Linked DNA regions of Homo sapiens: region 2 is linked to region 1. Evidence: chromatin loops called from intact Hi-C (ENCODE). Cell type or tissue: sigmoid colon. All regions are shown on one strand.

Region 1 (8,000 bases):
AGCTTCCCTCATTCCCTCCCTGCTTCCCTTACTCCCTTCCCTTAGCTAAGTTGGAAGAATCATATTGTTTGGATATGGTGGGTGACCACCACTGATCTTAAATAGAGCCTGTTTCGACCCAGCCTTTCCACTGGGCCTGATCCCGGCCTCTTCTTGCTCACTGCTGGGGTTGCTGCAAAGCATTTTAGAGCCTAGACTTGCTTGCTGCCACTTTCCTGACCTTAAGTGCTTAAATTATGTCTTCTGTCTCAGTACCACTTTCTTTTCAAATCCTCACATGCCATCTCTACCTGACCAGTGGCCGCCCCCCGGCAAAGCCTCCCTAATCCTCTGTCTGCATGGTTCGTGTGATGGTGATTCAGTTCATGGGTCTATATCCTGTTCCCCATGTAGATAAAAAGATCTGTGAAAAGAAAGATGATATCATATCATTTTTGGGCCCCACCCAGCTAGCCTAGTTTCTTGCATATGGTATTTATTAGTGATACCGGAGAGTTTTTAAGAATTTAAATAAAACATTGTCATAAAATTGAAAAACAAACAAACATGCCTTTTACTTCAGGGAATTTATTAGTAAGATAATTAAAACATCAAGATACCGTGTGTGTGTGCAGATTGACTGTTGTACTTACCAAGGATAATGAAAACCAGGGATAATGAAGTACATTCCAGTAAAGTTTGTTGGGGAAGGGGCTCAAGGGCTTGCTTCTGATCCACTATGGAAGAGTTTGAGAATGGGTACTATCCAGGGTCATGATAATGAGAATCTAGATCAACAAGCTATGCAGTAATGAGGAAGTGCTGTTACATTTCTAAACTAGAGTGCACTTATTTATTCACTTATTTGATGAACATTTTTAAAAGCATTTACTATGAGCTAAGCACTTTGCTAGGTTCTGGGAACACTAAGATGAATGGGGCCCAGGCTCATTTAGGAAATGTATAGCCCAGTGAGGAGTCAGTTACGTTAGTAAATACTTAAAAAGCAAGGTAAAGCATTCAAGGAGGGAGATGTAATACATGTCACTGGGGACCTGGGAGGGACACTAAACCCACTGCAAGTCCAGACCAATTCTGCAGTCTAAATCAAGGGCATAGAGAGCAGAGGAAACTTGACGAGGGCTTTGAATATGAGTCTGGGACTGCCAAGAAGGTTGCTTATGGCACAAGACATTTCAGGCTTCACGGGGTAAGTCAGAGAGGATCGCAGGGGATTCAGAGTTCCTTGGACTTTCTTTGCTTGGTGCTGCCTTCTCTTGCTGACTAGCTACTTTGTCTACCTCAGGCCTACTCCTGGGGTCTGGGGTCTCCTGGTCTTTGGGTGGCCCAGTTTGTCTGGCTGCCAGACCAACATCCAGTATAAGCTTTCTGCCACGTGCTGTGGTGAGACAGATTAATTTACCACATCCTCAGAGCTAGCTAAGGGTGGATCCTTGGAGAGGTGTGAAAAGTCATTTTGGTTATTGAGACTAGCTCACACTGACATTCTCAATGGAATGGGAAGAAATGGTCAAAGCAGTCGCCAACCAGGCTATAGAGGTAGGTTGAAGTTTTGTTTTTAGGCTAAAGAATTTGTTTCTTATTAGTAGGCAAATACTTTTTTTAAGCAGGCATGTGATTAATGCAGTCCTGTAAGCCAATAGTTCAAAGCTGGCATATAAGGTTGATGGTGAGATTGGGAGAAACACAAGCATGTATTCCATAATGTTATTTAACTCAACCGAATTGAACCTGTTGCACTTGTCTGAGGAAGAACTAATATGTATCTCAGTTGGTCTGACAATACCTCTTAGGGAAACTTTAGCACAAAAATTCCAAACTAAATGGACTTGTATGGTTATTTGCCTACCTGGAACTAATGCTCAGGGTTGTTGTTGTTGTTCTCTATCCATGCTCTCTGGATCCCCAGGCTTTCACATACTGTAGAAAGGAAACAAGATTTGCTAAGGACTCTTGACATGGGTGGGGAGAGTTTTGTCATGTACTTCCTGGAATCACTCATTTTGATGCTGAATTTAATGAAAGAATGTTAAAAATAGAGGTTCCACTTGTTTTTACTTTCTGTAATTTACTTTTAAATTCTTCCATGTGGACACTGTGGAGTGTGTGTATTACACATGAATTATTCTATCTCTCAGAGATGGTAAACCAATATCTGAAGCACCTAATTGAGGATATTCAATTCAGAGTGTTTAGTATTTCAAAGATGCATGAGGTAGTTACCATAAACATTTCAATTATCAACATATCTGATCAACAAAGAAGACTTAGAAATGTATTTTTTTTTACAATGGTTAAATGGAGTTTAAGATTTGTGGATTCTGTACTATTGCATGAACAAAATTTGGGAATCTAGTGATACAAGTCTGGAAATCTGGTCACCTTTCTAATATCACTGTAGGTTTATAGCCTAGACCATTCTGCTTGCAGGATTGTTCTATAGTAACTAAAATAATGCTGAGTATTGCACTAGAACATCAACGCATCTGCCTCCCCTGAGCTCTTGATGCAAACTGCTGGGGGGCACTGAAAAGAACAGAGACAGTGAATTATCATGGAACTGATTACCTGTGCTGTGTCTGCTTGCTAATAGACATTTGAACGTATGACAAATTTGGTAGTAAGGTATGGGAGAGGAGACCCACGTATCTCACCTACCAGAAGGAACCTAATATTGATAATATTGATGATTACATTGGCTTAGATCTGTTCTCACAACACACTTCCTGAGAATGAACTGAATAAAAAGAAGCAAAAAATAGGAGTTTAAAAGAGAGAACAACATGTTAATATGGTTGATAAATTCTTCTTCATGAGGAATGCACTTCTTAGATTGGTTTTGTTTTGGGGATGCTGTTTCTTTGAACAAGCATCTATGTTTCCTGCCTAATTGTCCCATAGGATCCATGTTAAAAGGAAATAATAGTACATTCTTTGACTGTTGGGCAGAGCAGACATCTTAGTCTGTTCAGGCTGCTATAACAAAATACCATAAACCATGTGGCTTATGAACAACTGAATTTTCCACAGTTCAAGATCAAGGTGCCAGCAGATTTAATGTCTAGATAAGGCCAACTTTGTTGTTCATAGATGGCAGCTTCTAGTTGTGTCCTTGCATGGTGGAAGGAATGAGGGTTCTCTTTTGGGCTTCTTTCATAAGAGCACTAATCCCATTCTAGTGATGTAGTCACCTCCCAAAGGCCCGCACCACTGAATAACATCACCTTGGAGGTTAGGATTTCAACATATGAATTTTGGGGAGACACACACATTCAGACCATAGTAGCAGAGATAACTGGCCCATACTGGAGTTGATTAAACCTGTGACCATAGGCAGAGGGCACTCACTCCTGAACTTCTGGTCAAAGACATTGATTGGGATTTATTCCATGAGATATGGCTTTCACAGAACTCCATATTTCACATGAAACTTGTAGAGACCTACAAACTTAAGGGCATTTTTTATGAGACAGGGTTTCACTCTTGTTGCCCAGGCTGGAGTGCAATGGCGCGATCTGGGCTCATTGCAACCTCCAACTGCTAGGTTCAAGTGATTCTTCTGCCTCAGCTTCCCAAATAGCTGGGGTTACAGGCACCTACCACCACGCCCAGCTAATTTTTGTATTTTTAGTAGAGACCGGGTTTCACCATGTTGGCCAGGCTGGTCTTGAACTCCTGACCTCAAGGTGATCCACCCGCCTCGGCCTCCCAAAGTGCTGGGATTACAGGCTTCAGCCACCACACCCAGCCTAAGGACATTTTTCTTAAATGACCAGGCCAAAAGCTCCGTAAACATATATTCCACCATAAAATATAATTGTGAGGCACACTCTAGTCTGTATTCTGTAACACACATTGTTTATTTGTGTGGTAATCTGTGCCTTCCATCACTGGATTAGCATAATGGCTTTAGCCTGTTTTCATCTTAGGGTATTGTTTAGAAGGAAAAATTAATATGCTCTGTTTCTACTAATCACAAATTCCATTTTGTATTTCTTTGATATACATTCTTTGATGTGACAGAAAACTCAAAATCTTTTTCAAGGAAGAAAATGGCAGTGAATGTGTTTAACATGTACACAATCTCAAGAGCTTAGAAAACTACACAAAATGGGGAAGCTAATATTCTGTGTGTTTGGGGCTGCTTTGTTTGAGGAATTTAATTTACAACCCTGGTGGCTTTCTAGGCATGTAAGAAATTCTTCTTCCCCAACACTGTAGAACATTTTGCAACTATCCTGTTTGATTTACTACACCACTGAGAGAACAAGCTAGATAAAATACCAACTAGAGTTTTCCAGAAGCGGGAGCCAAAGAACCAAAGTACTGCAGCTTTGTTCTTCCCTGTTGCTCCCTATGTTCTTGTGCAAAAGAATTTTGTTTTTCCCAGATGGCTTTGATGGTCATTGCAGAGCAGGGAAACATGATCCTTCAGTAGACAGGAGAGCAGAGTTCTCAAAATCCTTGCTTCTGCCAGCTGGAGAGAAAAGGACTGAATTCACAAGCTGTTTCATGTCCCCATCTGCTTACATGTTGATAGCACTGAGGCAAACCTTCTCTAACGTGTACACTCCCTTTTGTGCAACAGGAGTGTCCTTGAAAAGCTGTGTCTAATTCACATTTTTAGATCCCGTAGAAGCTTTCCCACTGACTTACATCATGACTTCAAAGATGTTTTATCTGATACTGGATTGATCTCCAGTTGGCAGTGGCTTTACCTTTCAGTCCTTTAGGCTTTCTGTCAAGACATTAATGATATGTCAATGAACACAGGGATTCAGAAACTTTTGGTAAATTCTGTTATAAAGGGAATAACCATTCTTTACTGTATATTCCACCATTCACTTATTCCACAAGCATCTATGGAGTTCCCGCTGACTGCTAGATACTTAGGGCAGAAAATAAATAAGGCTCAATATCTACCCTTAGGAAGTTCTAGTTTCCTGTGGAAAATAGGCTTAGATTTGCAGGTATAGGTTAGTATAATTAGTGCCAGGAGGCTTGTGTGCACTAGGCCCTGGGAACAAAAATGAGGGACATCAGGCTCACTCTGGACATCCAGGAAGTGTCCAGGTTTTGTCAGATTAGGAGGGCATACATGGCATGTTAGCAGGGAGAACAGCTGTGAAGGCATTGGAGTATGGAGCAGGACATCCTGGAGGAACTCTGATCTGTTCCATGAAGCTCAGAGCAAAGATTTCCACGAGCAGTTGCTCTCCAGCACTTTTCAGTGACTGTGATTCTTTGTTTGAAGCTGTAGCACTAGCATAGTGTAGTGGTTGACAAATGGACTCTGGAGCCAGATGGCCCAGGATCACATCTTGTGTGTAATTTGAGGGAAGTCCCTTTAGCTTTTCTGTGCCTAAGTCTCCTTATCTATAACATGAGTATTGTAATACTATTATCTACCTTGTAAGGTTGTTGTGAGAATTTAATCAATTAACAAGACCTAGGATGTAGAAAATATTATATAAGTATTTGACTTGTTCCTAAGACAACCCAGGCAATTAATTTAAAGATCCCAGAAGCATTTCTGATGAAAAACGGATACTCCAAAGTTTAGGAATAGAAGAAAAGACTTAGCCTTTCTGTAACTCTACTATGAATGAAAATTACCTAGGGACCTCATTAAAATGCAGATTCTTGGCCCCACTCTCAGAGAATGTAATTCTTAGGTCTTGACTGCATCCAGGAACGTGCATTTTAAAAATCACCCACAGCGATTTTATGCAGATACAGTCTGAGAATTTTTGAGAGACATTGCCAAAGACTTTGCTGTTTTGGAGTACATGACACACAGGCACTCAGAAGTCCTGTGTTTTGGTCCCACCTCTGCCGTGTACTGGTTGCGTGACTTGAACAAATCAGTTAATGCTCTGAGCATCCATTTCTTTCTGTGGGGTTAATATTGTTGCATTCCCATGAAAATGAAACAAAATGTGTATCTGAAAGTTACTGATGAAGCTACCATAGCTAAGTAGTCTTGTTGAAACTGTGGGTGCCTCAACCTACAATCTGGCATATAGAAAGCCTCAATCCTGGTGACAAGGTTATTTTAGGAAGGGGGGGCTACAGTTGGAGCTGGACCTCTGGCAGCTAGCTGCTTTTCTCCATAGAAACCACCTGTCTCCTCTATGGCATCTTGACAGTCCAACTAATATTCCAATGCTCAGCAGACATAGGTGATGGGAGTTAATTTGTAGAATATTCATATAACAAGAGCTGTTGTAAAGGTATGACTTGTAAAGACACAAATATTCTACAAACTAATCCAAAATAGGACTGGCAGTAAGTTTTGCCATATCGCTTTAGACAACTGAGTATGGAAGAGTTAATTAGAAGAGGCTGGTTGGATTGGGTGAAGCCAAAATCTAGAACTTGGGTGGGGAGGAAACAGAGGAAGGCTGGCTGGGTGATGGGCTGGCCAAGCATCTTCATCATTCCCTTCCAGCTGTTTAAGATAATACTCCCAGCTCAACTGATGTGTTTGGCTACAAGTACAAGTTCATATGCCAAAGTCAAGAGAGAAGAAAGGGTGGACTTAGAAAAAATAAGGGAGAGGAAAGACATTTTATAATTTATTAAGACAAAAATACATTTGGTGCTAGATACAAACATTTAAATGACTCTTTCCTGAAATATAATTGCTTCTGGTTTAAGAATTTAGCAGCTACCCATAGGGACTTACTGTGATGGAGCCAAAGTATTTAGGACTAAAAACAAAAAACTCTCAATTACACATTAAAGATATGTAAAACTGGTTTGAATTGTATTTTATTCTACCTCAACTTTAATAGAATCCAACAAAAAGAAAAGAGCTGAAATAAAAAATTGCCTCTTTGTCTCAAGAAGTGAACATGAAGTAGATAGATATTATTGTTCTACTTAACCCACAAGAATAAAAGCTAATTATTACTGCTCCTGTAACTGCCTATTGACAGAAATAAATGCACATGCAAATATGTATATAAATGTACCTGAACATAAACAAACATTGCATTAATATATACATTTCACTGTTAAATATTGATGTTTTCTATGAAAACATTTATACAATAAATTAATGCAGAATCATAGTTTTGAGATCCTTATATTTCTTTGAAACCTATATTGTTTTTTAAACTATGTGATTAATAGCTAAGGGTTAACTTTTCCTGAAAGGTAAAGGAGTACTTATGATTTTTCTCCTTTTTTATTGATTTTAAATGTATTGCTTTTGTATTATTTGTCCTCATTATAATAAATCTCATAAAGGAAATGTCAGTCACAAATGCAGATATGGTCATAAAGCCTGACCTATCATCTATTAATAAAAAAACTAAAAATTTCCTTGTGGAATAGATATATAGTTGCTTTGGGTTTTGTTACAGATGATTCACTGGGTTACAAGGAGAAGTCTGTGTTAAGAATAATGGAATAATAGTTTTATTGTGTATTATTACTTCAGGATGTGTTGTTAGTTACCCAGTCCAGTATTTATTAAAACTATAAATGATCATAGAAGAGTGACCAAGGGCAAAGAATGGATCTTAGAAAAACAGTAATAGTCCCAGCCTGTGCTCACCTCTCCGGTCTTTTTTCTTACCGCTTTGCCCCTTGTTTTCTCTACATACCAGCCATTGTTTTTCTGAAAACAATTTTTTTAATGTTTTACACCCTTTCTTCCCCTGCTCTATCACCCAGGCTGGAGTGCAGTGGCGTGATCTCAGCTCACTACAACCTCTGCCCCATGGGTTCGAGCCATTCTACTTCCTCAGCCTCCCTAGTAGCTGGGATTAGAAACTTGCACCAGCACACCCAGCTAATTTTTGTATTTTTAATAGAGACAGGGTTTCGCCATGTTGACCATGCTGCTCTTGAACTCCTGGCCTTATGTGATCTGCTTGCCTTGGCCTCCCAAAGTGCTGAGATTGCAGGCGTGAGCCACTGCGCCCAGCCACAAATTATGATTATTATTCCTTTAACTGTGACCCTTCCCAGATAGGCTATAAACTCCATGG
Region 2 (8,000 bases), 260 kb before region 1:
TGTTTGGACTAGTCCTGACTTAATTGTAACTGAAGAAAGCGTAACAGAGAATAAATTCCCCAACCCCTTCCAATGTGGATTCTGCATAGCAGCATCAGGGGCCGCTTGAATGTGGCAGGAAGGTCAGTCAGCTATTCCAGAAGGTAGAACTTCTAGTTTATTTATCCCCTGGTGACCATTGTATGGCAACAAGCGAACCTTTTTAAAGTATGCCTATTGTAAAAGGAGCTTCTTATTCAAGCTCACTGGAACTCCTCTTCCTTTCACCAGCATTTCTATCCTCCTCTCTGGTGTTGGGTACAGCATTCCTTGCTCTTCCTTCCTCCTCTCTGTATATGAAGGGCTCACCCCTGCAGGCTGCTTTCTCAGATTTCTGAGTCAGCTGGCTTGCTGTGTTTTACCCTTGGGAGGCACTGGTGGGAGACCGCAGGGAAAAGGGTGATGCAGGATTTTTTTTTTTTTTCCCTAGCTGTGGGTAGCATCCCTGGCAATGGGAATTCACGTCTGTAGCACAGCTTGTGCTCAACAGACCTTCTCTGGTTCTAGCTGCTTACTAGTGACTTTGTCCCACAGATTCCAGCAATACTACTTCCTGCTATAGTCCAGGGGAGGTAGTGCTTCCTGTTCATGCTAATCTCTAGATTACCTCACTATCTGGTGGTAGGCTGTCTGCACCTCCATCACCTGAGTAGTCAATTCTCTGCATTTAATTTCCTCAGTGGAAAATCTTGAAGGTATTTCTGTTTTCCTAATTAGACATTCCCCAGTTCCTCAAAGCATGGGAATGTTATAAATCTGGTGAGATTTTTTGTCTTCTGACATTGTAGCTTCTTCCACTCCAAAAAAATCTTACTAGTTCCAGGTGGGGTAGACGTTACCTGCATTTATAACTTCACCCCTGCCACTAGGAATCTCTGTCCCTTTGCTGATTCTTCATTCCCTCCTCGACTGTGGTTTCCAAGCACCTCTTTTTCATACATGTTTGTCAACTTGGCAATCTCCCTCCAATGTCTTTGTTATTCTGTCCTTCAAACCCTCATTTGCTAACACTCCCTATCTTATTTTCTACCAGCAGTTCTTACTCATCTCTTATGTATTATACCATTAACATACTAACATATTGGTCTTATGATTCACTCCTAAATGTATGTTGGCTTTCAGTTCATACCTCTGCTCCATAGGGTTTGGTTTGGCTGGCACTTTACTGCATGAAAATACTTTTTATAGTATTATCAGCCTCCTCCACCTTATTGCCTCCGGAAGTATATGTGGTTATATCATAAAAACAATGTCAAGAACATTAATAAGAATGCTTGGTTAAGAAAAAACAGGCCTCAAGTAGCATCTTCAAACAAGGCAAATTAAGAAGGTCTGTCAATGGAGCAAAGCTGGGGGCCACCATAGTGGTCACACACACTGCCTTAAGGAAGGAGGCACAAAAGAGCAACTTGAATTCCTTAGGGGTGGCAGTGGGGCATTGTGGTGACTCTTCAGGCTCCCTGTCTCTGTTGGAAAGAGGTTTTATTGGTTGCAACCGTGTAGGCCCCCCTAGCAGCTTCATTCTTTCTCCGGGGGCCCCAAGTCAAGCAGAGAGAGCAGGAAGCTGGAGCCTCAATTAAGAACAAGCTTTAGCGCTATCTCTAAGATGTTCAAAAGGGCACATCAACCACCCAATCGTGGGCACTCCATCCTCAGATGCCAGGAGCAGTTTAGGCATTGTAGCACACATGGGAATAATCTTAAAATTAGTAGCCATGCAGATCACCACCAGGTCTACTGACCTGAGGCCTGGGAAAACTCAAAGCTTTAGCAGAAGAAAACTCAAGTACTGAAAAATCACCTTTGGGCTAGGTGAGGTGACTCACACCTGTAATTCCAGCACTTGGTGAGACCAAGGTGGGAGGGTCACTTGAGACTAAGAGTTCGAGAGCAGCCTGGGCAACAAAGTGAGACCCTGTCTCTACAAAAAATAAAAATATTAGGGATGCACACCTGTAGTCATAAGCTACTCAGGAGGCTGAGGTGGGAGGATTGCTTGAACACAGAGGAGTTTGAGATTATAGTGTGCTATGATCATGCCATTATACTCCAGCCTGGGTGAAAGATCATGGGAGGCTTTGTCTCTAAAAAAAGAAAAAAGGTTGGGCACGGTGGCTCAGGCCTGTAATCCTAGCACTTTGGGAGGCCGAGGTTGGCGGATCACTTGAGGTCAGGAGTTTAAGACAAGCCTGGCCAACATAGTGAAACCCCGTCTCTACTAAAAATACAAAAATTAGCTGGGCATGATGGCAGGCACCTGTAGTCCCAGGTACTTTGGAGGCTGAACAGGAGATTGCTTGAACCTGTGGAGCAGAGGTTGCAGGGAGCCGAGATCACGCCATTGCACTCCAGTCTGGGTGCCAAGAGCGAAACTCCATCTCAAAAAAAAAGAAAAAAGAAAAGAAAGATTGCTTGTGGCTTGTGGCATGGATGGTAAATGTGTTCAGGTTTTGATGTTTTGTTGCCCTTGCAGTGAGAGCAGGGCTGGGGGATGTGTTGTGGGCTGGTGCACACAGTTATGAATAGGTGGATCTTTTTGGAACCTGTCTGTAAGGCCATCCCTTGCCTCTGCTCTCCATAATGATCAGAAGTGGTGAGTGCTGGGCGGGAGGATTGTGGATTAGGTGGCTCTGAGTGAACTGACAATGGAAAAGAAATCAGCTTATTTTAAATGGGCATAAGCTTTGAAGGCAAGTAATTAAGACACACTTCAGCCTCATGGACAAATTAGGGTTCTAGTTAATACAAGTGCAAGATTGGAAAAAATCAATCACGTGCACACCTATAATCACTGAAGAGCAGTTTGTTTAGTAACAAAACACCAATTATGCCTGCCTTTATGTGAGTTTCTTCTCCATTTTCCGTTTTCTTTATCTCTCAGAACCGACTAAGTCCAGAGCCCTTATTTTCTGGTAGTACTCTATACACCCTTTTTCAAGAAAGTCATGCCTATGTGAAAGTAGCTAACAGTTTCTCCTGACATCCTTCTGAATTCTAGTCTTTGATCCATTTCAGTTGTATCTTTCTGCAGAGATGTACACAATGTTTCTTTCCTTATTACTTAGTAATGTGCTGTGGCATGAAGAGAGAGTTTTTAAGTGGAATTTTCTTGGGCATTAGAGACTTGATTCTATCAAGCATCACAAAGTAGGTGCTGTAGAAGTTAGAGAAGCTGTTTTCTGTGCTTGGTGGATGTACTCTATATTGAGCTGATTCTAAGAAGTTTCTGAGTTTCCTCATCTAGTTATTATGAATTTTAGAATAACTAACATTTTATTTTTCATATCATATTGCGATTATAGGCCTTTAATCATTTTGTAGAGATTTAATGTTTTTGGAGAAAAGCATGCTAGATATTCATTGTGCGTGCCTAATGAATAGGTATTTGTTGTGCCAAGTTCACATGAGATGCTGGGAACATAGTGGTGAACAAAATAAGCAGCATTCCTGTCTTGGGAGTCTACAGTTTACTGGAAAATACATCAAACAGATAAACAGAACAGTAATTATGTAATTGGATCTTATGATAAGTACTTTGAAAAAACTGGGTTTCTCTGAAAGGGCATAATGAGGGTGAAGTGACAGAGGAGGCTTATATGGAAGAGTAATTTATAAATTCATACCTGAAGGGTGGTTGGGGTTATCCAGGTGAGAGTCCCAAGTATGAAGTCCAGATGTGTGAAAGCTTGGCTTTTAGAAACCAGAAGGAGGCCAGTGTGGCTGGAGAGTATAGAGAGAAAGGGTGAACAGTGGCAGGAACAAGGCTGCTGAGGTGGAGGTTAGGACCCAATTATGCTGGACCTAGTAAACCATGCTGGGGACTTTGGATTTTCTCCTATGTGCAGTGGAGAGCCACTGAAGTGTTTTTGCTTTTGCTTTTGTCTGCCATGTAAAAAAAATGAGGTGAAATTCACATGACACAAAATGAACCATTTTAAAGTGAACAATTCAGTGGCATTTAGTATATTCACAATATTGTGCAGCCACCAAAAGGAAATCCTATACTCCTTAAGCAGTCATTGAAGGGTTTTAAGGGAAGTGATGTGGTCTGATTTGTAATACATAAAACCCTTCTGGCAGGTTTCTGGAGGAGAGATTGGAGAGGGCAAGACTAGAAACAAGAGAACTAATTTGGAAATTATTTTCAAGTGCAGGAATAGATGGTGGTGGGTTCCTGGACAAGGGACAAGAATAGTGACCATAAATGTAGAGAAGAGTAGAATCATCCAGGATAGAGTCATAGGATCAGGTTTGATTATCTGTAAGGGGGACAAAATCCTCTTGTAATGATCTACATCATTGTTTCACAAAGGGTGATCCATACACTATTCAGATCTATCTAGGTTGTTTTTAAAATTATAGCTAGCAGCCCATCTCAAGCTACTGATGCAGAACGCTGAAGATAGTCCATAAAGGATTCTTGTTGGAACTGAAGTTTGAGAACCACTCAGTATTGTCTTCTCTTCTCTTTCCTTCTTTTTTTTTTTTTTTTTTTTTTAAAGACAGAGTCTTGCTCTGTCGCCCAGGCTGGGGTGCGGTAGCACAGTCTCAGCTCACTGCAACCTCTGCCTTCTGGGTTCATGTGATTCTCTTGCCTCAGCCTCCCGAGTAGCTGGGATTACAGGTGTGTACCACCACGCCAAGCTAATTCTTTGTATTTTAGTAGAGACAGGGTTTCACCATGTTGGCCAGGCTGGTCTCAAACTCCTGACCTCAGGTGATCCACCTGCCTTGGCCTCCCAAAGTGCTGGGATCTTCTTTCCCATTTTTATGCTCTGTAGGATTGAAGGCTGCCAACAGTCCATCTAGGTGGGAGGGAATTACAATCAGACACAGAATAGACAAATGGATAACCTAGTGCATGCTTGTAATTTTGAGTGGGAGGAATGCTTTTTGGGGAAGCATCTTTAACTTGATCCCAAAGCCAACATGTAGTATAGACAATTTGATACTTGGTGTTTATTTTAGATTATCTTCTTTGAGTACCGTGACTTTCTCAGAACAAAATAGTGTCTGACTGTGAATAATGCCAGTATCATGAAATACCATGTAAGTAGTGTAGTAATTTATTGTAAAAGCAACAAATAACTGCTAGAAATTAACTTTGGAACTGATGGAAATTATCCTACTATCTTTGCAGTTACTTTATAAGATTCCTTTTACTTTAAAGAGATATCACACCAATGCTGTAATCCCAGCACTTTGGGAGGCCCAGGCGGGCGGATCATGAGGTCAGGAGATTGAGACCATCCTGGCTAACACGGTGAAACCCCATCTCTACTAAAAATACAAAAAAAAAAAAAAAAAAAAAAAATTAGCCGGGCGTGGTGGCAGACGCGCCTGTATTCCCAGCTACTCGGGAGGCTGAGGTAGGAGAATGGCGTGAACCCGGAAGGTGGAGCTTGCAGTGAGCCAAGATGGCGCCACTGCACTCCAACCTGGGCGACAGAGCGAGACTCCATCTCAAAGAAAAAAAAAAGAGATATCACACCAATGAACTGATTTTAGAAGCCAGAGTTTTTGAGAACTTTTTGGGAAGATTCTACAAACTCTGGTAAAAAATCACCAGTAAACAAATAGAGATTTTTATCTTTGACTTCTGTTTGCCTTTGGTAGATATTTCTAAACCCACTGTTACCTCTTAGACCTGTCACTTCCAGCCTGAATCTACAGCACTCAGATGTCTCTAACCCATGTTTTTCAAAAGTCTTTCAAAGAATCTCTCTTCACAAAATGTATATAATGTACTTAATTAATTAAGTTATAATTGTAGAACTGAAAGAGGTCACAGAGAACATCTAGTCTTCTAATTTCCTTGAAATTATTACCTTTGGAGAGCCTGGAGTGACTAGAATAAGGCTCCTTTACTGATGGGTGGGTTAGGTCCTCGGGGGTTTATCCCACACAAAAAAAGATGTGGATACCTAGCGACAGTCAGGGAGGTACCATCTGTCTAATATGATAGTGCTGAGAACCCCTTTGCAGCTTTTACGTGGCCTCAAAGGTTCCTGCTCTTTCTGGAGGCAGCTGTGTCATTGCTCTGTCTATGCCTCTGCCCTCCCGCCTTGGATTCTCTCTTTTTGGGATAAGAAGTGTTCAGCTTCTGTAGGATGTTTCATTTTGATTAATGTTATTTCCACTCTTCTGGAAAGACACTTAGGTACCGCTGGCTGTGTTTCTTTTTCAGCATGTATAAATTCAGATCTGAAAGGGGTTTCATTGCTTCATCATGGAATTTTATAATGAAATAATAATTTGAGTGCCTGGCTAGTTTTCTTGATTTTTTTTTTCTCCTGGAACACAAGTTTGGAGAGGGATATGAAGCAAAGCCATCCATTTATTTCACACTAGAGACAGACAGAATCAGTAAATAGCTAGTTTTTAGAAGCTTATTTTTCTCCCACAAAAATGCTGTTGTTGCACCCGGGTAAACACTGTAGAAGAATACAAAAAGAAAGTAAAATTACTCAGAATTCCTACTAGAGATAACCATTGTTGATATATCCAGGCATATCTCTTGAGTCTGTGTGTGTGTGTGTGTGTGTGTGTGTGTGTGTGTGTACACATACGTATACTATATGCAGATAAAGTAAATAAATGAGATTTTTGTTGTATGTACTATTATATAATCCATTTTTTCATAATAACTCATAATAACATGTAATGGGCCTCTCTCCATGTCAATAAATAAAATTTTTAATGACTTGAATACTTTTATTGGATGCCTTTCATTGTAATACATTTCCCAGGGCAAACTAGCATAAATAGAACATACTGAAAAATCCAGTGGGTAGGGGATTCAGGCATGATTTAATCAGGATATAGGATTTCTTTCTTTATAATTGTCTATTTCTTACTCTTTTTCATGCTCCTAATGGTAGCAAAATTTCTGCATCTCTAGGAGCACATTAACTTTCCAGAGAAAAAGAGCTTCTCTTCTTTTACTCCTTCTACTTACACCATTGTAGGTCATGTGACCAGGGGGAATGCCATTTTCTCATTGTCTCAGATCTGGGTAGAAGCATATGCTAACTTCGTCCAAACTTCATGAATTGGAAACTAAGAGTTTTGTTAAAGAAGAAGCGGAAATGCCTCACTGACTAGGCAGCTAATGGTGTTTGTTAGAGTTTACTCTAGATTTACTGATAGACATTTGTTTCCAATTTTTCATTCTAAAATTCATTGCTGCTCTAAGCATACTTGCATGTATACCATTCTACACTTGGGCAATTATCTCATTTGGGTAAATTCTTATTAGAGAAATTGCTGGATCAAAAGATACGCTCCTTTTGCATTTTACATAAGCCATCTAAGCCATGAAACTACACTATTGCCAGTTAGGCGTTGATATCCCTCAACTGCCTGTTGTGAGCTTTTGTTTTTAAGTCTCTGAACCTTTAAGTGGAGGCTTCAGAATTAAAGCAGAATTTCAGGTGTCACAATTTCTCTGAGCATGACAAATTGGAACTGACATCATTTGAGGTTAATCAAAGCTCCTGTGGTTTTTAAGTGTTTCACGAGGAAGGCAAAGAGAAAGGGATGGAGAGGAATGTATTCTACCAGCCATAAGCCTAGTGCTTGGTGGGTGATGGCCTAGAGATAGACTATTTGGGAGCCCCTGAGTGGCCACCTGTATCTTGCTGTCAATACATGCTTGCTCTGCAGTCAGTCTGTTACTATCTCCTTCTCCATTCCAGTATAGGATGTAAAGACCAGTGAAGCATAATTGAAAGTGCTTGGAGCTAATGGCCATCTATGCACTTACTCTCTGCTCTCAACTGTAGTTTTTCTGAAATTCTTGCAGTTGAATTTAGTAAAAAAAAAAATTAACTTAGAAATCAGTGATTTCTGGGTGGCAACACTTAGTGTGCCTTGGTCATCCTTTTGAGGAAGTGAATGGGGAAGCTCATTAGGGTGGCACACTTGTGGGGACCCAGTGGCAGAGGGGTGCTATTCGCTAT

Evidence for each region. Hi-C counts contacts between places; a loop is a spot of excess contacts. Peaks named below come from ENCODE experiments on the same cell type or tissue, not always from the same donor. Only the 100,000 strongest peaks of a DNase experiment are listed, where the experiment ranks them.
Region 2: it touches region 1 in a loop (2.9-fold over the local background); 4 of 110 quality-filtered maps call a loop at or near these places.

What each region holds. Positions count from the first base shown.
Region 1 is chr13:43,512,965-43,520,964 of GRCh38, reverse strand. All of the region lies in intron 2 of ENOX1 (ecto-NOX disulfide-thiol exchanger 1), which reads left to right. Among named protein-coding and RNA genes, the nearest start is that of ENOX1-AS2, 68 kb to the right of the region's middle. In sigmoid colon, no CTCF peak of the experiment used is centred here; a DNase peak (open chromatin) is centred at 4,404.
Region 2 is chr13:43,769,287-43,777,286 of GRCh38, reverse strand. The region is part of intron 1 of ENOX1 (ecto-NOX disulfide-thiol exchanger 1); the gene reads left to right. Among named protein-coding and RNA genes, the nearest start is that of ENOX1, 14 kb to the left of the region's middle. In sigmoid colon, no CTCF peak of the experiment used is centred here; no DNase peak of the experiment used is centred here.